2 separate regions of the Homo sapiens genome follow, and region 2 is linked to region 1. Evidence: read pairs that join two places in POLR2A ChIA-PET (ENCODE). Cell type or tissue: PC-9. All regions are shown on one strand. Each heading gives the region's core, and the rest is flanking DNA. Links, peaks and the distances in the headings are about the cores only. Region 1 overlaps MRTFB (myocardin related transcription factor B). Region 2 overlaps MRTFB (myocardin related transcription factor B).

Region 1 (11,529 bases), core at 3,673-8,672:
CAATATTCTGGAATCCTAGTGTGAGGGTAAGCAGTGCTTACCAAATCGTCACCTACAACCGTATTCTATCAATTATCTTTGCAAAATCTTGTCTGCATATGTCCACTATTGCCTGGTAACACCCTGCACTTCCAAGCATGGGCAGTCAGATGAGTGGATGGGATAGAGGACTGGGATTCCTTGGGCTGTCACCTGCAAGACTTGACCAATCAGCTCTTACAGCATTATTTTCAGCTCTGGCACATGAAGCACCACAAAGACTCCCAGGAGCCCAGTCCAATCAGGTTTGGCTGAGGACCAGCACCCGAAAGCAGATTAGAGCTGGCCTAGCAATGGTGTCTTAAATATCATAATTTGATCCTCTTTGATTAGTTGGTTCATAGTCAGGGATGTGGTGGTGGTGGTGGTGGAGAAATCTGGCAGATTATCAAAGCACCTTTTGCCTATCACAATGCTAGATTTAAAATATTTAGATTCTCAATAGTAGTCCAGAAAAAAAAGGTTTTACTGGGAAAAATATCTACTAAAGAGAAAAATCATTCCATATCATAAACCAAGAAAGCAGTTTATCATAGCCATGATTCAGAAGACTGGAAAGCATAAATTAATGCTGTAATTTCTTTCTAGTGTTTTGAAACTGAATAAGTTACCTCTTGGAAAGGTCCATTTTTACACAAAATCCAGATACACAATCCTAATGGCCTATACAAAACAGCCACTCCTCCCCACTAAAATATAAAACCACCTCCAAACTTGGTGACTAAAGGTAAAGAAACAACTAGAACAAACATTCTAAAATTAATCAACTCTCAAAAATTTCTGAAAGGAACAAACCCTAGGGATAGAAGGGAAATAACTGTACTTGAGACAAAAATATGAATTATAAATGGAATGTTTATCAGTCCTGTAACTGAGATACATTTAATTACTGTACACAGATCATAGCATAGCATTAAATATAATTAACTGGAACTAAATAAGTCTAAGTAAAAATTGTAAATTAATTTTATGTTTTTTGGCAAGTCTAATGAATTTCAAATCCATTAGTATAGTGATTACTTTAGTCATTTCAAAACTAAAACAAATATTAAAGTTTAAAGAAAGAATGAATGTTAGCCTAATTACAGTGTAAAGGTGTTCTGTGTGTAATATAAAATTCAAGTTCCTCTTTTAAACTGCATCTGGTTTTTAAAATGTATTCTAAATGATTCACTTAGGTGCCTGATTTTTCCTTGGAAATTCATTTGGTAATTGTTTGTTGATTAAATGGATACAACTGAAAGCAGAGCAAGATGCAGGCTCTTCTTGGACACGCCCGTCATGTTCTGTCACGTTAGGGATGGCAGTGATGGTATAAATCTTACGTGGCATGATGCCCTGGTCCACTAGTTGTTCTCTCGTCCTCCTTTGTTGCAGCCTCAGCTGGAGCACTGTGAAAAGGAAATAATCACCATTGGAGTTTATCGGCAACTGTGGGATCCGATTTATGTGATTCCAGAGGAGATGCAATTAAGCTTTATCAAGCATCTTCTATTTCACAATTAAAAAGAAGGATATTACCTGGCACCACGTAAGTTGTAAAAGGAAAATTATTTTGTAATTTCTGCCTGTTTAGTGAACACTAAAGTTTACACAGTATAAATTTTTTGGTTTATCCTATTTTGATGACCAAAGCTATGTATTTGTTGTTTAAAACATTCATAGTACTCAAGAAAATAAAAATAGTTGGCTTATATATTAAGACTTGCTAATAAATCTAATTTATAGAAATAAGAGACGTGAAATTCTTTGACACATCTTAGTTTTTTAAAAACAAATTAATAGCAAAAACTTATTTTAAGACTGACTATAAGTGGCTTTAAGGAAGGCTGCTTGCATAATAAAAATTAGACCTATGAGATATTCCTAATGACTCAAAGGGAAATTTCTAAATTAGGAATTTAAAGTTTAGTAATCTTTGCACAAACATGATACCATGTATCTCACTCTATAAGTTCTAAGAAAGTCACAAATCAGTTGACACCTTATTATTTTAATAAAAGAGTAAATTATTAGAACTGGCAGAGAACAAGATATACATTATGAAATGGAGACATCCAGTTTGCCAAATTTAATAAAAAATTAATTTTTTTCTAGTTTTCTCAAGCAGATTCCTTTTATAAGCATCTACATATTTTTATCTGGAAAATGAGACTATTTCAAAATAAGGGGAATACAGGAGGTGACTCTGAAAAATATTTTTCTTGCTTTGCTTTACATTCAAACCAGTTTCCACTGTGATTTTAAGTTGCCATTTTGATTTTTGTTTCAAACCATGGATGAAAACCAAGATTAGAGTGATTAAGAGTCTGCTTAATGGTTGTCAATATGCTTAAAAAAATTACTTATGTGCCTTTCTTACTTAAATGGTGGGAAGAGAAGACACAATTTTCTAGTGAGTGGTGATGGCTGGAATGAGAGGCTCAAATGCAGTGCACGTGGTGTCTCCTCCTTGCAATAAAACCTTGAGGCCTGCAGACGCAGGCACGTGGCCTCCATCCCTTGTTTTTCAGTTGGTCTTGCGCTGACTGCAGAGCAGAGCACAGTCTTAGGTAAAGTTCAGAAAGAATCTAAGCTGTCACATGGCTTTTAAAAATATTTTATCATTGTTTGATATGAATGTCATCATCTATTAGATACAGAAATAAGTTTGGGTTTTTGTTTGGTTTGGGGCCACAGGATCACAAAACTTCATTGATAGCCTATTTAGAACTGAAGCAACTGACAAGATTCTGCTACACAAAGCAAAAGAAATAAAATTTCTTTAAAAAAGATATGCACATTCCTGACATTAAGATGTTCTGTGATACTTTCAATCAATTGTGCGCTAACAGAAAGATCTTTTCCCTAAGTTGATTGAGGATAGTATGTTCCCACTGTACTTTACTAAGAACAAAATAACCAAGGAGCTGACCTGTGCATCTTACAGCACCCAAAGACCTGCGTACTTTAACATTCTTCTAGGAATGCTAAAGTAAATGCTTGTCTGCATTTAAGATAATCATATTCAAGAAGCAGAATCTCAAGAAAAAGACAACTGAGAGGAGAAAAGGGTTAGAACAGTTCTCCAGATCAAAGGTTGATACTTCTGGAACATGGTGGTCCATGTCTGTTGGAGAATCTCTAGCAGGAAAATCTTTCCTTTCTCCCAAGGGAATCCTCAAAAGAGTAAAAAAGAAAGAGTAATGAAAATATCAACCACCCCCTTTTTGGTTTAAAACAAAAACCAAACAATGAAAGCACACATTTGTGAGACAAATCTATCAGACACAATACGTTTTTTGGGTGAATGGCATCTTTGAATGATGCATACATCTGCAACAACTTGATTTGCAAACCAACACTCTGATGACAACAGCTGGTTAGTCCTGGAAGCATCTCTTGATTGTACATTGGTCATTTCAGGTGCCTTCATTTACCAGGACAGCAGTCCTGTCAGCTGTATCATCTATCACCAGAAATCACACTTTCATGCTAACATGGAAAGAAAGGTACCTGCTACCATGAGGGTAACATACAACACGGATGCGTGTCATTCTGATCTGTTTCTATTTCCAACACTTCTGACACCAGATGTGTGGGCTTTTCCCTCATACCAACCAATTCTCCAATTCTGGATGCCCAACTGGGTGTCCAATGATTCAATTCTGACACTAGGTACCTGGAGTTAGTGTCAGATCCTACAAGTTAAAGGGCTCCATCCCAAGAGACTGCCCTCACTTCAGATGCCAATTGTTAGGCCAAGCCACTCAGACTTCTGACCAATGAGTTATAAAGTTGGGAGGTTCCCATAATCCCCTCCCCAGGTTTGATAATTTGCTAGAACAGCTCACAGAACTCAGGAAGGCACTTTACCTATTATTAGTAGTTTATTCTAAAGGATACAACTCAGGGATAGCCAAATGGAAGAGACACATAGGGCATGGTATGGGAGAAGGGGCACAGAGCTCCCATGCCCTCTCTAGGTATACCACCTTTCCTCTGGCCATGCCTTGGTCTTTCTGGTGATCAGCCCCTATCTGGAAGCTACCTAAAGACCTTCAACTACCTGTCATCTCAGTAGCATACAAAAACCACTCTCATCACTCCAGAGAGTCCAAGGATCTTAGAAAGAAGCTCTTTGTCAAGAACTGGGGACTAAGACCAAATGTATAACAAATGATGCTCCTATTACTCAGGACATTTAGGAGAACTTTAGGAGTTCTGTGCCAGAAACCCAAGACAAAGAACACATATACATTTCTAATTATATTCACAATATCGTAGACACCAACCACCAATTATTAAAATAAAACAACACACACAAACATTTGTGTTTTCTATCCCATTTTCTATGTGGCCAAACAAGCAACCAAACAACCCTACTTATACTGCTTGAAGGTAGGAGAATAATTTCCCCAATTAACGCTCTCATCATTGCCTATAAAACTTTCCCAAGAAGCAAGAACCTCCCACTACAAGTATTATTCAAAGCAGCTGTGGCCATCGGCCTCCCCCAGGCACATTCATTTATTTAGAGCATATCTGTTAGGTGTCTGGGTACTGCATGGGGTACAAATCCATGGGAAAGAGCAGCAGCAGTAGCAGTGAAAGGAAGATCTTTTTTAAGCGACGTTAGGAAGAACATGAATGGAAGGGGAGGCAGAATTGCAAGTAACTAGCCATTTTGTTAAGTATGTTGATTACCCAGTTTTTTTTTTTTTTAGCTTTTATCTGCACCCATAGGTGGACACTACTGCACATATTATATTGAATATGAGGCACTATGTTCTAGCAAGAGATCAGGTACATTGCTACTTTGGGTAGTATTAAAACACAATTATACTTTGGGAGGCCGGGACGAGACTGGCAGATCATTGGAGCTCAGGAGTTTGAGACTAGCCTGGCCAACATGGTGAAACCCGTCTCCACTGAAAATATAAAAACTAGCCAGGCGAGGTGGCAGGTGCCTGTAATCCCAGCTACTCAGCAGGCTGAGGCAGAAGAATCGTTTGAACCCAGTGAGCCGAGATCGTGCCATTGCACTCAAGCCTGGGCAACAGAGCGAGACTCTGTCTCAAAACAAAAACACACAATTACAGTATTACTTGTTGATGTCAACTAAAACCAGTCATTCACAATTGACACAGGCTATTCTGAGAGCAACTACTACTTATAAAAAGTACAGATCATATAGGTATAGACTTATAATTTTGGCAGATATCAAACTTCCTTTCAGAACTTCTGTTCATCAAATTACTAACAAAATTAATGTATAAGTCACAGCAGATATCTGCACCTTAGACAGAGACCATCCAGGAAGAACATGGCTTGAATGATAGACAGCTTAATTGTCATGAGACACAGAAGTCAGGCAGAATGTACTGGTGCTTATCCACGACTGAGGAAGGGGTAAGGGACCCTGAAAACAGAGGACCAGACTCTTCTAATGATCAGAGAGGCATTCACGGTTGTGGGATCAGGAATGCTTTATCAAGTTTTCCTGGGACCTTCATGGATTAAGCCTGGAGACCTCCTTCCTCCCTTTTCAGCCTCCATGCTTACCCTCCATGTTTATATCTGCATGGAGGGGAAAAAAGGCTTAGACCACTGAATGTCACTCAGCCTTGCACAACTGCCTGACAAATTGTGCTTGTGTTGACAAGATTTCATATCTGTAGCTGCAACCAAAGACTAGACACTGGCCTGGTACTGTTTTCCTGCAGCAGAGGCAGTCTGGCAATGGCCTCATGTGTCAAAACTGAAACCAAGAGCATTCTCTCCCGGTGCCTTGCTGAGTAGATGAACCATACTATTGGGTTGACATCATAGCCTCCGTCTTCTTAGTAAGTTGAGTAACAGTATCTTCCATGGCCATCATGCAAGAAAAGGATACACGTACAAACTATAGAATCCTCAGGGGACTAAACAGTTCAAAACACTGAGTGTGTACATCCTTTCAGAAACAAAGGACATAAGTAATAAAGATAAACAGACTTCATGTTACAATTGCTCACATTTGAACATTTTCAAAGAATATTATTTTTGAAAAAGGTAAAGGCTAAACAATCCAACACATGGTCCTAAGAAGTCCTGAAATTTAGAATCATGGTTTAAAACAAGGTGTAAACCTGTTTCATTTTATCAAAAAAGGGGGACAGATATAAAAAAGCATATCTCATACAGGTAGCATTGTATTCTCTGTGCAAAACATTTACCCCAAGTTGACAATTCTACAAGAGCTGTATATTTCCAGATGACAAAACTCACAAGAGGCAGGCAAAGCACCCTCACGGATGGAGGGAGATGAGGTTATAAATCCATTTACTTACTGTATGTATCCCATCTTTCCTAACTAGCCTGGGTCCCAGGCATTTTTATTAAAAAAAATCTTTTCACACATGATAGGAGCCAAATATGTTCATTACACAAAATATGGAAATAGAAAACAGTAGGATAAAAAAACTAAAAAAGAAAATCACCGATAATATCATCATCCAGAGAGACACAACTAGAGTTACCATGTATTTCCTCTGTCTTTAAGCATAGATTTTGATTCTCTGCTTCTACATACTCCGATCACTCTGTAACTACAATGATAAATATTCTTATTATTTTAGTGGCTACATAAAATACTCTGTTAGGTGGATATGGCATAGTTTACTAAATAGTCCCTGTTTATCACTTAGGTTGTTTCCAATTTTTTAACTATAAATAATGCTGTGGTGCAATTTTTGTGTATAAAGTTAATTCTTCATTTCAGTTATTCCCTTAATTTGAATTCTTAAAAGGAAGACTATTCCAATGTAATATATATAAAGCATGATCATAAAGTAATGAGACTAATTTCCTCACGTATTAACCATTGTCTTTTGCAATTGTAGCAGACATATGTGAACATGGATACAGATGGCTATTTCATTTAAAGAAAAAAATTTATTGAATTATGATCTTTCATCTCTTAGGGCTAACATTTACAGTTTTCTATTACATTTCAATAAGGAGAAAAGGGTGTATAATTTTGAAATTTTTACTTAATCCTTATTCCTTATCACAACAGATAAAAACAATATTATGTCAATAGAGGTGTTTTGAATTTGCTCTACTTTTATGCAAGAAAAGTAAAAATTTGATTTTAATCCCAATTCCAAAAAAATGAAAGGTAGCTTATCCAATGATAAACTGAAAATGTCATTCCCAGCAATATGGTAGTTTAGATATAAAGTATCTTAAGTGTTACAGCTCTTTTAGAATTTGTCTAGCGGGTTTTCCATAAAAAAAAGTATCTTCTTTTAGTTCCTTTCCCCTGCTTCTTAAATGGTTTAGAGTGCTTTTAGAACAAAATTTTAAGATTCGTTTCCAATATAAAAAAACTGTAAGGCCAAACTCGGTGCTTCATGCCTGTAATCCCAGTGTTTGGGGAGGCTGAAGAGGGAGGATGGCTTGAGACCAGGAGTTTGAGAACAGCCTGGGCAACATAGTGAGACCCTGTCTCTACCAAAGAAAAATAAAAAATAAAAAAAATTAGCTGGCATGGTAGCACACACCTGTAGTCCCAGCTACTTGGGAGGCTCTGAGGTAGGAGGATCACTTGAGCCCAGGAGTTCGAGGCTATACAGTGAGCTATGATTGTACCACGGCACTCAAGCCTGGGCAATAGAGCAAGAACTCTGTCTCAAACAAACAAATAAACACACAAAACAAAACCTTTAAAATACAATAACTTCTTTCATGTGATACTTATAACCCTAATTCAAAAATTTCACATGCTTTTTGAACCAAGATATGTCTTTCCTCTTTTGTTTCCGTAAGTAGAATGTTGAAATTTTTTTTTTTTTTTTTTTTTTTTTCGAGACAGAGTCTTCCTCTGTCGCCCAGGCTGGAGTGCAGTGGTCTGATCTCAGCTCCCTGCAACCTCTGTCTCCTGGGTTCAAGTGATTCTTGTGCCTCAGCTTCCTGAGTAGCTGGGATTACAAGTTGTGTACCACCATGCCCGGCTAATCTGTTGTATTTTTAATAGAGACGGGGTTTTCCTATGTTGACCAGGCTGGTCTCCAACTCCTGGCCTCAAGTGTTCCATCCGCGTTGGCCTCCCAAAGTGTGAAATGTTGTCTTAATATGATGTAATTAAAGTGCCTTTTCCCCCTAAAGGAAACAACACATTGTATGCAGCATATTAATAACAAAGAGCAGTTTAGTTTGAGTTGAGCAAGCCGAGGCAAAGCATGGCTCTGGCCCTGAGTTTTCAGTGGGACATAGAGGACTGTATGTTACCAAAACAATGCAAAAATGACACTTTCTGGGGAGCATAATGGCAGGCAGCCATGGTCTTGGAAATTCTTTACGAACAGCTGGATTTCAGTTATGGGTATGAAGGAGGGTGGGAAAGGGGAGAGGGGAGAGGTGATGAACAGCTATCTGTGAGTTAGAGAGAAGCTCCAATGTATATTACTTAATTACAGGACAATGGACAGAATAAACTTTAGGATCATGAGGAGTGAAAAAAAAAAGCCTGAGCAGTCAAGTGAGGATTAGATGAACCATCTCTGAAGATGGAAAACTAAAGAATACTCTAGAATTGACTATGTATTGACTCTGAAGTCAGTACTAGGTAATAAACAGATCCTAGTTTCAGTTGTTTATTTTTCAAACAGATGTCAGGGTAGTTAAGAGAATGAAGTGGTTGGACTTTGGCAAACATTTATTATGCATTGTTTAAATAGTATTAAGTGAAGGCCTGATCCTGTAAAAACAAGACAGTTTAGAAAAGCCAGCTTCCTCATATTATCTTTTGAGCTTGGATACAGGAGGGATTAATTGGATTCCATTCAATACTTGTTTCAGTGTTTGATCAGATAGCAGTGTGGTGGCCAAATGTAGAATTGCACTTGTTTAATCAGGTAAGGACTTGAAAACAATTGTACTGAAAGGGCAAAAGACTGATGAACTACTTTTCCTTTCTCTTAAAAATAAATGTTTAAAATGGTGGTGGCTATTACTAATTATTACCACTACTATTACATTAGACACTTGGTGAAAATAACACTTTTTTTCTCCAAATATAAAACCATAAGGCTTTAAAAATTTTAGTTCCACAAAGATTCACAAATTTATAGTTCTCTGCTGTGAATAGTTTATTTTGCAGTCAAAGGGGAGAAAGTCAAATCACGAAGGGTCTCCTTCTGAGCCCGGGACTCAAACAGAACACTATGTGTACTGTTAGTATCTTGATTTAAGAATCCCTGTTTTATAATACATTTTTCTTTTATTTGTTAAAATAAAGTATACATGCACATAAAAAGAGATTTTAAAAAGAAAAGTGAAAGTTAATCCATTCTACTTCAGACCTTCAGTCATTCTCCCCAGAGGTAACCACTGTTAGATTTCTATGGCTCGGAGAAGATGTCTTGTGAATTGTCCACCAATGTTATATATAACATATGCAAAGGAAGTATATGTGTCAGATAATAGTATTTATATAGTTTGGTAATTTGCTTAAAGAATATCAAGGAATCTAGCTCTTTTTTTTTTTTTTGCCTTGTAAACAGTAGAATTTTATACAAATATAAAGTTTTGCACCTTCAAAGCTATCACTCTAATAAGACACTTATTCAATTAAACAAATAATCTTAAAAACTATTTTAACAATGTACAAATACATTCACAACATAATCTGCTGATTAAGACTTCAACAAGGTTTATAATACCTACGACAGAATTTACAGATGCCTACAATAGTTTGTAGATTGGTTTAGTTTACAGTTACATAGATTGCTTTAAGAAATACCATTAATACAAATGCATAATTTACAATATCCCCATTATAGCAAGAAAACGATAGATTCAGAAAATAAAATGTCTTTTAGGCATTTATTATGCCAAGTATGTAAATGATTATTCTCATTATGACATGAGAATAATGCTCTTTTAGTGGTAAAAGCTCTATTAGCTCAAGGTCCACTGAAGAGCTTTCAATCTAGCTATCCTTTCTGTAAAATAAATAGAACAGCAGCAATCTCTGGGTATTCCTTAAACTACGATGATTCCACTTATATTAACTGGGCCTTAAGTAGATGACTTCTTACAAATAAAAATAAAATTTTATAAAGTAGTTAGTACCACTGGCCCTAACTGTTTTCACTTGCTTGCAAACATCTAAGAAATTTCCCCAGGAAGTACATATTAAAAACTAACAATTATTTCTAACTTACACAGAAGCCAAAGTGCTCACTCTTACCATGGAAGCAAAACTTTCTCCTGAAAACAATCTACAGAAATAATATGTAAACATATAGAGCTTTGAGACACACTAAGAACATCCTCCTATGTTCTATGGATCACAATGCAAAGGTCTCCATTGCCTATGTAAATGAACACTTTCGTTAACTTGGGATATACTGATATTACATGGCCGTGTGCATACCTATGGAATGTGCATACCTACACCACAGAATAAATCTTGACAATGTTTCTAGTGCCAACATATACTTTCTCGCCCCAACTGCTGGAAATAAAAACTTAATACGAAAACTATTTTTCCTTTTTATAAATAAAGTTTTTAAGTGGAAAAACAAAGCCAACACTCCTCGTTGCAACATGGACTAAGCTCTAAAAGGTTCAAAGTCAAGACTTATCTCTTCAGTTGTTCCCCAATGTAACAAAGCACATAAGCTTTCTCTCTTCAGGAAGTCTGATCATCTCCAGTGTTTTGTCTTAAAAACTGCTTTCCAAAATATAAAGTAGCCATGCTGGTTAAATTCTTTCTGCTGCCCACCTTACACCTGAGGTAACCATACAGGTTGGCACCTTGTAGCACCACACCCACGATAACCACCGCCAACCACTTTTTACTCTGAAGGAGAAGCGTGCACTGAAGGCAAGTATCACCCACAGCACTGGACAGGCAACAAGTCCCAACCAAAAGATTCCTGATTCAGCCTCTGACACAGTTTCATTCTCTTGAGAGGACTCCTTTCTAGATTCAAACACCCAGTGGCTCTTTCCATCTTCATCAACGTGATTCCACCAACGTAGGCCAACCATTAGTCTACCTGTGATATTCTTCACTGCCCAAAAGTCACATGACAACAAGATAATTGTTACCATACAGGTAATAAAGCTGCTGCTGAGCAATTCACAGAGAAGACAGACGATGATTGCACTGACTCGAAAGAATAAGTGGAAAAACGATGCTACTGGATGTCTGATTTTGACTTTTCTTGGTCTATTAGTCGTCTCCTCTTCCGCATCAAACAGTGAAACATCTTTAGTGTCATCATTACTATCCTGCTGCAACATGGCGGCCCTACGCCAGCCTTACTTCCGGGAGCCACGTCAGCGCAGCAGCGTACGGGTCCGGGTCGGAACTCAGAATCTAGCTCTTTCTTAAAGGCTGTATCTAACATATGGATGTATTATTCATATACTTAAGCTACCAGGTTTTTTGCTATTACAAATAATGCTATAATGAATATCCTCATTCATTTTGGGGGCATCCTTTGATGATATACC
Region 2 (11,529 bases), core at 3,291-8,290, 93 kb after region 1:
TCATGCTGCTGCACTCCAGCCTGGGTGACAGAATGAGACCCTGTCTCACAAAAAAAAAAGAAAAAGAAAAAAAAAAAAAAAGATGAGGGAATGGCATCTGGGAGAGGCACACAGGGGAGCATCAACTCTATGTGCAATGTTCTATTCTATTTTATATCATTTTTTCTTTTAATGTAAATCAAAGCTAGCAAAATGTTAAGATTTGACTAAGCTAGGTGGAGGTTATATTATTCTCTATGTTTTTCTGTATTCATGAAATACTTTAAAGCATGAAGTAACATATTTTTAAAGAAAGAGAAAAAGGGGGAAGAGGCTGAAATTTACCAAAATGGTTGTCTATATTAAACCTATGAATGGCTTTTCTTTTTTCCTTTCTAGTCTTCCTGATTTTCTAACTTTTTTTTCCCTATAAAGTCATCCCAGGTACCTCTTTCTAGTCCAGATTATTCTCCATCTCACTCCCAAAACCAACCGTGCACTTTCCTATCCCTTTGGTACAGAACTGAGCACTGCAGTTGGCACCATCTCCTCCACTGGAATCCAAGTTCTTGGAGGGACAGCCACAAGCATTCTTATTTGTCTATAAATTATATTTTAAATGCCTACAATGTGCCAGTTATTGTGCCAGGAGCTGGAGAAACATAAACAAACACAACAGACATTGTCCCTTTCTCCATTGAACTTAGTCTCAAGGAATAGAAACATTTAAGTAAAACACAGAAAAAACTATATAATTAAAACTGTGAAAAATGCTGTGAAGGAAAAGAATAGATGCTATGGGACCATGTATTAGGAAGGCCTGATCAAGACTGGATAGGAGGAGTAGGAATGTGCCAGGAAAGGAAGGGTGTAAGGGCCTTCTGGACAGAGAGGCAAAACCCACCAGTGTCTTTCTCACTGGGCTGGGAGCGCCTTGAGGGCAAGGACTGCTTGTGATTCCTATCTGTGCCCATTATTTGTACAGTGGTTTAACAAATGCTTCCTGGTTGATTCTAAGGCAGCCTCCAGCAGATCAGGAGATTCTGTGGCCTGTAACTCTAAGGCAGGAAATAATTCCTTGGGGGATGGCCCAAAGGCAAAAGGAGTAGTTATTCAAAGAGAAGAACAGAGTGTGATCCCCTTATGTATGGTACCTCAATCCCTTGAAAATCATTTGCTATATATTCTCACATGCCATGTCCCGAGAGAGCTGAGCTAGACTCTTCATCTGTCTATCCATCCCTTTCCTTGCCAAGTACCCTCCTTCCCACATTAATTTAATTCAATATGTATAAGGTGACCCATGTGTACCAAGGCAGGAATATGAAGATGCCCTTAAGCATAGCCCCTTCCTCAAAGAGTCTTCCTTCTAGACTGGTAGATCTCAACCAGGGGTGACTGTGCCTCCCCACCCCTGAGGATGTTTGACAATGTCTGGAGACATTTTTGGTTGTCACAATGGGAAGGAGGGTTACTGGCATCTAGTGGGTGGAGACCAGGGATGCTGCTAAACACCTTACAATGGTGCTTACAATGACCACCCCCGCCCCACCGCCCCCACCAACAAAGAATTACCCAGTTCAAAATGTCAATAGTGCTAAGGTAGAGAAATCTGGTAGGCATTATTTAGAACCACGTCTAGAAGCTGACTGCTAAAGCAAGGCAAATGTCAGAGGCCAAGTGTGAGATGCACAGCAGGTCAAGTGTCAGAGGCTTAGGAGGGTGTTAAACACCAGGTCATGAAATAAGCATATAAAAAAAAGTTAATAGTGCTAAGGTTGAGATGCTTGCTCCAGAGAATTAGTAACATAATTATATCACAATGCAACAGGAGCATAAGACATTGCCCAAACACAACGGTAGGGTACTTAATCTAGAACTAGGAGGGGAAAGGTTTCCTTGGAAGTGAAATCTAATCCAAGACCTGAAAAATAGATGAGTTAGAAAAGGGACGTGAGGATGGAGGCAGGATAAAGAAGCTATTTCAGACAGAAGGTACAGTCAATAGGTAAGCAGGACTATGGAACAGAAGAAATATGTTTGCAAGAAAAAAAAAATGAGGAGTGGCTATTGAAGGGCAGGAGAGGTAAAATGGGCCCAGATCATAATGAGTTTTGAATGATGGATTAAGAAATGCGTGCCCCATCTGTAGAGCAGTAAGAAGCCAATGAAAGGATTTACAAAGAACAGCAATATGAACCAAACTTGTTTTAGGCCAATTACTCTGCAGAATGGATTGCTAAGGAACAAGAGGCAAGGAGATGGAGTGGGAGGAGGCCCCTGTGATCCAGGTGACAGTCATGGCTTGTCCTAATGGTGGCCCAGAGCATGGAGGGGAGGGGAAGCACTCAAGGGAGACTCAGACAGTAGAATCATCACACCAAAATATGCACCTATTACAGTTCTCTGCAAGTAACTCCAAAGACCCAAAAGTCTAAAACCAGGAGTTTTTTCATAATTCACCTGTGGCCCAACCTGACCAGAATTATACGCAGCAAAATCAGAATCTGAGCTGATTTGAGGCTATTTGTAGTGCATTTCCTATTTAGTGTGACTATTTCAAGGCAGAAATATTAATGTTTGATTATGGGGTACTGCCTCAAACTTCACTGGGTGGTACATGTCATCCTTTTAAAATTCAAAAAAACCTGTATTTAAAATGTAGCTGGGCCGCAGAGTTTAAGAAAAGGTGTTGAGGACCTGTACAAGGTGCTGAATAAACTTTCATCAAACTACATTAATTGGGGCAAATTAGGTTACTGAATGATTATTTGTTCAAAATATTTATCTGTCACTATGCTTACTTACAGTATGAAACATCCAGATAACACATGATTATTTTTTGGAACTCTACCTTAAAAACCCAGAAATTTGGCAATGTGATCATAGCAGACTTGAAGTAGTAGGATTTGGGGAAATAACTAAAAAAATACATATTTCACAAAAATCTACTTATTTAGTTGATAATTCCTCCTCCTGACATTGCTGCTCAGAAGAAAGAGTAGGTACAATGTGTAGCAAGAACAAGATCCTCCCCTCAGTAGCATAATTCCAAGTAGTGTCAGCGTGGTGCTGAAAAGGACTTGAGGTCATCCTCCCAATAACTGTTAGCACTGGACTTTTCCCAGTAGAGGAGACCCAAACCTTTCTATACTTGTGTCAAGTGCTGCAAATACTTATATTAAGTGGTCACTAGCCATGGCTGTGGTGGCAAGGAGGAATAACCTAGGACTCACTCTCATTCATTCATCCTTTCATTCAAAAAATACCTATGAAGAGCTTTCTGTGTGCCAGGCACTATTTATTGTAGGTGCTGAAAAATACAGCGATTAACAAGACAGACAAGGTAGCCAGATAGCCCCTTGGAAGTTATGGATTTGGACAGGAAGCATATAATTACAGTAAGGTGTAACAATATTATGATGGGAAAGCACAGTGATGACAATACACAGCAGCGGGGACCCAATGCACTAGAAAGGAATCTACAAAGACGTCCCTGAAAATGCAACATTTAAACTGAGACCTACAGGATAATTAGAAATTACTGGTCCAAAAAAACTACAGAGAGGAAGAAACTGAACTGAAGCAAACCAGAGAATAGGATAAAATAATGGTTGAAATTGAGGGTGGGAGGCAAAACTCAGAGCCAGCACAAGCATGGTGGAACGCAGCCTCAAGTGCAGGCAGGAAACGAGCTTTTACCCAGAAGAAATCCTATTTGAAATTGGACTACTCTTTCTGATGTTCTGGAAGGTAGCTGGAACCTAAAAATAGAATAAATGTGGGAATTGAGATTGAAAATACATACTTAAAAGTTTTTTGCTTATTTGGGCTAGAAGAAAATAATCCTTCCATGTATTAAAACATACCTAAAATGCTCTTCAAATGGGTAAAATGAATAGTTCTATACTGAAACATTTAGAACATTTACAATGAGTCCAAATAAAAAATTAGGTCATCAGCAATATGCTGCCAACTTTGTAAAGCACTATGGTCTGGCAGGGCATTTTAAAATAATAAATTTACCAGAAGCATAATTGAGATATTCAGATGTCAATTGGGAAGACATTGGCAACATTAAAGTTTCCAACCACAAATATATCAGTATAAATCATACTCTGTATTTTGAACCTATTACAGTTTGAAAAGCAAATACTAGTACTTGACCCTAAAGATCCAAAGGAACTGGCAATCCATAGCAACTATTTTTACTGACAGGCTCTTGGTATCCCATGTCAGAGTTAACAGACTTTTAAAAACTAGCATTGACACATTAGTTCTATGTATGTAATTTTTTTATTCTAAAAAAAATTCAAGAGACCTATGAAACCAGAAGAGTTTACATTTAACTAAATGTACCTGGAAAATTTAAGGAAACAAAACAAGCTTGATGTAGGGAGAGGGCAACACCTCATAACTGCTACTTTCTTTGTGGATATGCTTTTTTTAAACCAACCCCCTTCTCTAATTTTTGTTAGAGTTCTCTATTGATCACCCAGCCCCTCCTAAATTCCTTAATGATTATGGGCCTGACTGGTAGTTTTTCTCTCCATGTTGTCTCCCGCCATCGAGCTAGGAGCTGGAATTCCTTCTAATTATCCAATGTCCCAGTAACTCAGCTTCCTCAACAACAGGAATCATCCCATTCTCTCCACTTCAACCTCCCACAATAACAATCACATCCTACACCCACTCTAGATCCTGAATTCTGAAATCACCTACTGCGAATAAATCATTTCCTCCTTCTTTAGGCCTCCTGTACCTGTTTACTGATCCATTCGTTCATTCATTCTACATTCAACTCATATTTATAAACATCTGCTATTTGGCAATTTCTCTGCTAGGTGTAGGGAAAAGCAATTAAAAAAATAAAGACATAGGCTGGGCGTGGTGGCTCACGCCTGTAATCCCAGCACTCTGGGAGGCCAAGGCGGGTGGATCACCTGAGGTCAGGAGTTTGAGACCAGCCTGGCCATCCTGGTGAAACCCCATCTCTACTAAAAATACAAAAATTAGCTGGGTGTGGTGGCAGGCACCTGTAATCCCAGCTACTTGGGAGGTTGAGGTGAGAGAATGGCTTGAACCTGGGAGGCGGTGGTTGCAGTGAGCCGAGATCACGCCATTGCACTCCAGCCTAGGCAACAAGAGTGAAACTCTGTCTCAAAATAAATACATAAATAAAAATTAAAAAATAAAGACATAATAACCTAGACAGAAATTTCTGCCCTCGTGTAATATACCAATAAGTAAATAAGTAAAATATATACTGTCAAATTGTGGTAGGTGCTGAAGAACAAACTAAGGCAGGAAAAGGGGTTGTAACTGCTTGGCAGGAAGAGTGCCATTTCAGATAGGGTGTCCAGAGAAGCCCTGACACTTCTGTCCATGGAGACACTGGAACACAGACCAGAAGGAGGTGAGGGAATAAGCTATAAAGATACCTGGAGAACAGTGTTGGATGGCAATAGCAAGTGCAAACGGCCCCCAAGGCAAAAATATCCCTGGTGTGCTCAACACACCAAGCAGGCCAGTGCCTGGAGCAGAAACAGCAAACTCAGCTAGAGGTCAGGTCACACAGGCCTGGACAGATAGAAATGAAAACATCAGACTTCTATGTGAAGAACAGACTGTGGTGGAATAAGAGAAGAAGCAGGGAAACCTGGCTCTCACCTGGAAGACACTGCTTCCTTTGCAGCCCTTTTAAGTGGTGGTGATTTTTGCCTCTCACAATCCTCCTGCTTTACTAGGCTTGGAGGCGAGCCAGCTCATCACTGTTGTTTCCAAACCACTCTTCCTGCCAGCTCTCTGGAGCCCTCAGCTTTGAATTTCCTACCTTTGAACCCCGTCATCCACTCTTCCTCAGCCACTCACCTCATGATCATTCCCTAAACCAGGAACACTCCGTGATCTCCCCAGTTTCACGCACCTACCTCTGACCACTGCCTCCTAGCTATCTCTCAAATTCTGGATCCAACAATCCGTTAATCCCACCGGGGTCTCCACACCACTGATCCTGCCACCTTTTTCCTTTCCTACCTCCCTTGATATGGGCTCTTACTCTTTCTGCTTCAGGGTCACTCATTTAAACCCCATTGTTTCTTTATACCTGTTCGGCAGAGCTTCAGCACTGATTAAATCCCACTCTGCCCCTACTCCACACTGCCCTTGAACAGTGAAGAACTGATGGGGTGGGAGGACACAAATCAGTGAAGCAATGCCCTTGAGAGATCAGGGGGGATGGTACCCAGTAAGAAGGAGCGCCCTGGACGGGAGCTCAGAGCGCCCAGCCACCGTATGGAGGGACAGCTGAGCACAAGCACACACCCAGGTGGGTGTGGCAGTGGAGTCTGCAGATGTTCTCTTCTCATTCCTTCTGTGTTTTCAGCATTTGGAAGCAAAGCCATCAATTGAGGGTGAAAGGTAGAAAGAGGCGCCAGAGGACCGAGAAAAAGGGGGAACCAGGGAGTGAACGATGAATGGACACAACACCTCTCTGAGGCTTCAGCACCTCCCTCTTCCAGGTTAGTCAGCCCCTCCCTCTTGTTTGCCTCTTCATATAGGTTAGAAGCTGGCAGTGGGTGGTAGAGGGGATAGAGCCACTTCAGCAATACCAATACCCAACTCTCAGTTTGCCCATGCAGGTCCTTGAAGCCAAGCACCAAGCACATCCAGAAAACTGAAATGAGTCCACCAAATTCACGTTAAGCAACTTCAACTGGATTCTCAATGTTTCTGAAGTTCTTTATTCACCTCTAGTGAATGTTCACCTCAATGTCCACAGCAAGTGGGGATTTTCTACCTCCTTCAGGACCCAGCACCACCCCCTCATCACTGAGCAGATGAGCTTGGCTTCTATTTTATTAAGGGCAAAGGCCACTTGATGTGAGCAAGCTTCTTAAAACTTCCTTCTCTCTGACTCAAAATCTCTGCATGTTTAACATCTACTTGTCTTTCCCTGCTGCCTCCCAAATGTTATTTTCTTCTTTCCAGGGTTAACCCCACCTCTCCCTCTACCACCTGCACCTCCAATCTGCAGAACTTTATTCAGTTATCCTATCTCTTTTTACCTCTCAATTTCTTAAATTTATAGGCTAAGGTATTTAGGGGAAAGAAACAAAGGAAGTTACAGAAGTAGGAAAAAACATGGAATGCTCATATAAACAGCAAAAAATCGGTATTGTTACACTGCAGGGTGTGTTAGAAAGAGAAAACAAAGTTAGATGGATAGGGTGGGATCAGATTACAGAGGATCTTAAAAACCACAGAGCAGGTTGATGATTTCTGAGCAAGAAAATGCTCATGATGGAAGTACTGTTTAAGGGAGACGAGATTCAGAGCATGAGATGGGACGGGACAGGATGGGAAAGGAGGGATTCACGCTGGGAATAGGGGCAAGTTTGGGGCCTTGGGGCAGAGAAAGGGTGGAAGGCAAGAGGATGATGTAGTCATCCTGACAAATATAACTAAAGCCTGGTCTCACGTGGAGCAGCGAGGAGGAGAAAGGAAAAAGACAAGACATTTCCTAGAGAAAAAATGGACAGAACCTGGTGACTGATGGCATGCTGTGGATGAGTTTCAAGCCGAAATTCCAGGAGAGGGTGGTGTGGCTGCTGCAAAATGGAAGGCATGGCACTGTACTGGTAGAGAGCCTGGAATCACAGCACTTTGAAGCTTAAAGGGGCCAGGACCTCTGAGGTTATGGGATTCAGCTCCCCCAGTTTATAAATGAGGAAGTGGAGGCCCAAAGACATGAAGAGATTTGTCTAATGTCACAAAACTAGTTGCTGACAAAGCTGGCACTAGAACCCTACCTCCCTGACTGCCTTCAGAGCTCCTTCACTACTCCACCGCCTCTTATAGGATCCATTCTCAGTTTCCTATTTGCCCACCCTGACCCAAGGCCTAAACTCGCACTGTCAAAAACTCTACCAGGGAACCAGCCATGTGGTTTTGGCCTCTGCACATATCTGGTCCAGGAGGATTAGCTCTCAGCCACCAGGGCTTCAAGGCTGCTGGTCTGGCTTTACCCCAGGACTTTCCTGAAGATAAGCTTGCCTTGCCCCTTCATAGGGAGCCCAGCTCAGACTTTGAGACTTCTCCAGACACTGTTTTGATGTTTCTAGTAAGTCCATATTTCAAGGTAGTAGAGTAAATAAGACACAAGCTCTACTCTAAGGATCATTAAAATGATTTTGAGATTAAAGGGCAAACCATATTGACCCTTATGGTTTCCTTTTTCCTCTCCTTTTCTGACTCAGGAACAGAATTTAAGATGCTGTTTGGCTGATTTGTGATGAAAATCTTGAGCCATGTGTATGGTTCCCTGGCAAACACTGGAATTTGTATTTGATATTCTTTATACTGTCAGCTCATAGTACTCTACTGACAACAAGAAGTACTCTATAATTTTTAGCAGGGCCTCTACATTTCTTTACAGGCAACATTCATGAATAAAACAGGAGTTTCTAGATAATTTCCTACTGACTTCAGAACTTTGAAAGAAGTTTACAAAAACATAGCTTCCACGGTTCTTATGGTAACCAGGGACAATTACTTATACTAAATAAAAATGGACAACTTGGTGATCTCATCTTCTCCATCGGTGTCAACAAGGACTTTAACAAGGTACCACGGACTTTGGCAAGCTGTCCATATTAAAATAGCTATTTAGAGTGGACAGTACTGAACTATTTGAACGTATTAAGTACCAGTATCTGCAGTGATGACAATTCTGCAATTAAAATGTACCCAATTCAGGTATCAAACCTCACCTTTTGGTTTATGTTTTCTTCTTGATATCCTCATACTATTCATTTTGAAATTAAATTTTTTTTTTAACCACACACTTCAAGCATCTCAGAAACTTAAACTGAGTACATCCGTTTGCTTAGTGGCTTCGAGACATTCTCTTTTGTGACTAAGTGGCAGGTGCTGTTCAGTTTATTTTTATGCGTGTAAACTAAGCCCTTGAACTTAGAGTGAGGAAAAGCATTCAGCTTAAACTTTAGAAAGGAAGGAACTACACAACAGCTTCCTTGGGAACAGCCTGCTTTTTCAGCTTCCTGTATAAAAATAATACCATATTTTTATAGAAATTGCTAAGAAACAATGAAGAAATTATATTTAAGCCTTTGGACAGGTAAGCCTTAAATCCTTTAAAGATCAATTTCTTCTAATAATTTTGCTACTTAAATCAAGCCAGGAATAGAAAAAATGACAAATAAAATAGAAATGGGTACAAAGTTTAAAATGGATTATACAATTTTCGAATTACTACAGAGGGGTGCACATATGCTTCCAGTAAATAACAGACATTAACACTTCTGGCCTTAAAAGTCCCAAATATCAAGCTACTGTATTCGGCAGGGGAGACGATGGGGGAAAGGTTTTCTTTGTTGGTGAAGTTGCTGCTATCATCATGAAATCATTTTGATTAAAACATATGAACACACACATAATAAGTTCACCAATAACTACAGCTTTTCAGAATGTAACTCTAATAATTATTTTCTATTCTGAGAAATAACTGAGTATTCTCTTTAAAAATAAAAATAAAATGCATCCAGAATCTCCAATCCAAGGGGAGAGAGAAGTAACCTCCTGGGGTAGGAGTCTTAAATGTTACTTTCCAAATTTCTACAAAGTGGCCAAGTTCCCCCGCAGTTAGCTTACTTGACCATCTCTCACATATTGACTTTAACAGCTAACATGTACACAGCCAGACAGATGATTATGTTGTCCATTGGCTCTAAATTCTCTCCCTGCATAATTCAGTATGTTACCACTATGCATTTAGAAATGTTCTATCAAGGGTTGTTAAATGAACTTAAGCTTATGATGAAACTCAACCTCATGTCCTCACAGTGTTCTTTCCTGAACGCTAGAAGTTCATCTTATTCAAATATTCAAGATTCACATGTGGTAGAGGACTCCATATATACTTGTTCTGTCTAAGAAAGAGCAATAGAGACATGCAAAACTGTAAATAATTCCATTTCCTGAATGTTCTTTAACCCACCCCAATACTACTCCTTCACAGCATCTAGCATCGGGCCCAGCAGTTCTTTCAGATCCAGGGCTCCCAGAAGCATGTGACCCTGGTCTAAAGACTGAAGCCAGGTAGAAATTATTAGCTCAATTTACTCTAAGCACCAACCCTGGAAGAACCACAGTCCACTGCTGTGGCCTGGACCCACTGCAGAAAAGGGGTCCCTGGTAGAGACGCAGTGATAGGAATAGAAGGCAGGGGTGGCCAATATCTGAAACGAAAGTTCAGGTCTCCCTGTCCTTACCTGGGACTAGACACTTGGAGAAGACGATAAAGTGGTGTTAGACCAAAGGCAGGCATGTCTTCTACAGATCCCAACAACACCTACTGTGCCCTCTTCCTTGGTGTACCTCACACTGGGTATGCTGACCCTGTATCCTCCTCTCCAGCAACTGTTCCCCATGTGCATTACATTTATCTGTTTATCTTTATCTTTCCATCTGTCCATAAGCCTAAAGCTCACGGAGGTGGAGGAGCTCATCTTTTCACCTATGCATCTATCCCTAGTTTCTAACACAGTAGCTGGCACAGGGCAGTCATGCAGAATTGGTTCTTGAACTATTTGTTGGAGAGTGTCCTAGAGACCAAAATGAAGTCTGTCATCTAGTACATTCACCCCTCTTCCCCAACTGTGCTCACCATTTATTCTATGCCTAGTGTTCTTAAACCTTGTATCTGGTCCAAAACTATTGTCTGGAAATAATATGATAAACCCCTTCGTGCTAAAATGAAAATGACAGATGTGTGGTTGGCTACTCCTGGTGGTCCTGCAAAATGATGGAATTTCAATTCCATGGGAGAGAGATTCTAGGCGTGAATGGGAGAGAGATTCTAGGCGTGAGCCCCAGAATCACACCACAGAGGCAACTGCTTCTCTCTTACGGCCAGCAGGTCCACCACACAGAAAAGACTTTTTCCTCCGTTTTTGTTTTTTTGTTTGAGACAGAGTCTTGCTCTGTCACCCAGGATGGAGTGCAGTGGCACGGTCTCGGCTCACTGTAATCTCCACCTCTCAGGTTCAAGTGATTCTGCTGCTTCAGCCGCACGAGTAGCTGAGATTACTGGCATGTGCCACCATACCCAGCTAAGCTCTTTTCTATTAAATTTTTTTTCTGAGTTTTCAACTCTTTTGGTTTTAACTGCCATTTCTATGTTCTGTTTCTCTCTGGTAACCTACGCCTAGACCTCCTGGAAAACAGTAAATGGGCCACACAAGCAATACTACTACTGTGATATACTGAAAACCTGTATGCAGCCATTTAGCACACTTGAACATACAATTTTACTCTTATTTTCTATTTGTCCATTTTCATTCTCAACTAAGTTGGAAGCTGCCTAGGGATAGGAGCGATGTATAATTCCCCTCACTGAGTCCCAGCCCAATGCTGACCTCATACTAGGTATTCAATAGGGTACTACAAACAAGATTTGTCATCCAGCAAGCATGGGAAATGTTTTAAAAACATGATACCCTCACTCTTACAAAAGCCTTCAAAATTACC

The links. ChIA-PET counts read pairs that join two places held together with the same protein. Peaks named below come from ENCODE experiments on the same cell type or tissue, not always from the same donor. Only the 100,000 strongest peaks of a DNase experiment are listed, where the experiment ranks them.
Region 2: POLR2A ChIA-PET joins it to region 1 with 7 read pairs; 6 of 35 experiments call an interaction of 5 or more read pairs at or near these places.

The regions. Positions count from the first base shown.
Region 1 is chr16:14,200,144-14,211,672 of GRCh38, reverse strand. It overlaps MRTFB (myocardin related transcription factor B), which reads right to left. Exons shown (of 17, transcript NM_001308142.2): 4 at 1,365-1,430. It also overlaps the pseudogene TVP23CP2 and the pseudogene LOC124903783. Among named protein-coding and RNA genes, the nearest start is that of TRT-CGT2-1, 80 kb to the left of the region's middle. In PC-9, for the core only: no CTCF peak of the experiment used is centred there; no DNase peak of the experiment used is centred there.
Region 2 is chr16:14,106,673-14,118,201 of GRCh38, reverse strand. The region is part of intron 2 of MRTFB (myocardin related transcription factor B); the gene reads right to left. Among named protein-coding and RNA genes, the nearest start is that of MRTFB, 41 kb to the right of the region's middle. In PC-9, for the core only: no CTCF peak of the experiment used is centred there; no DNase peak of the experiment used is centred there; H3K27ac peaks cover 430 bases.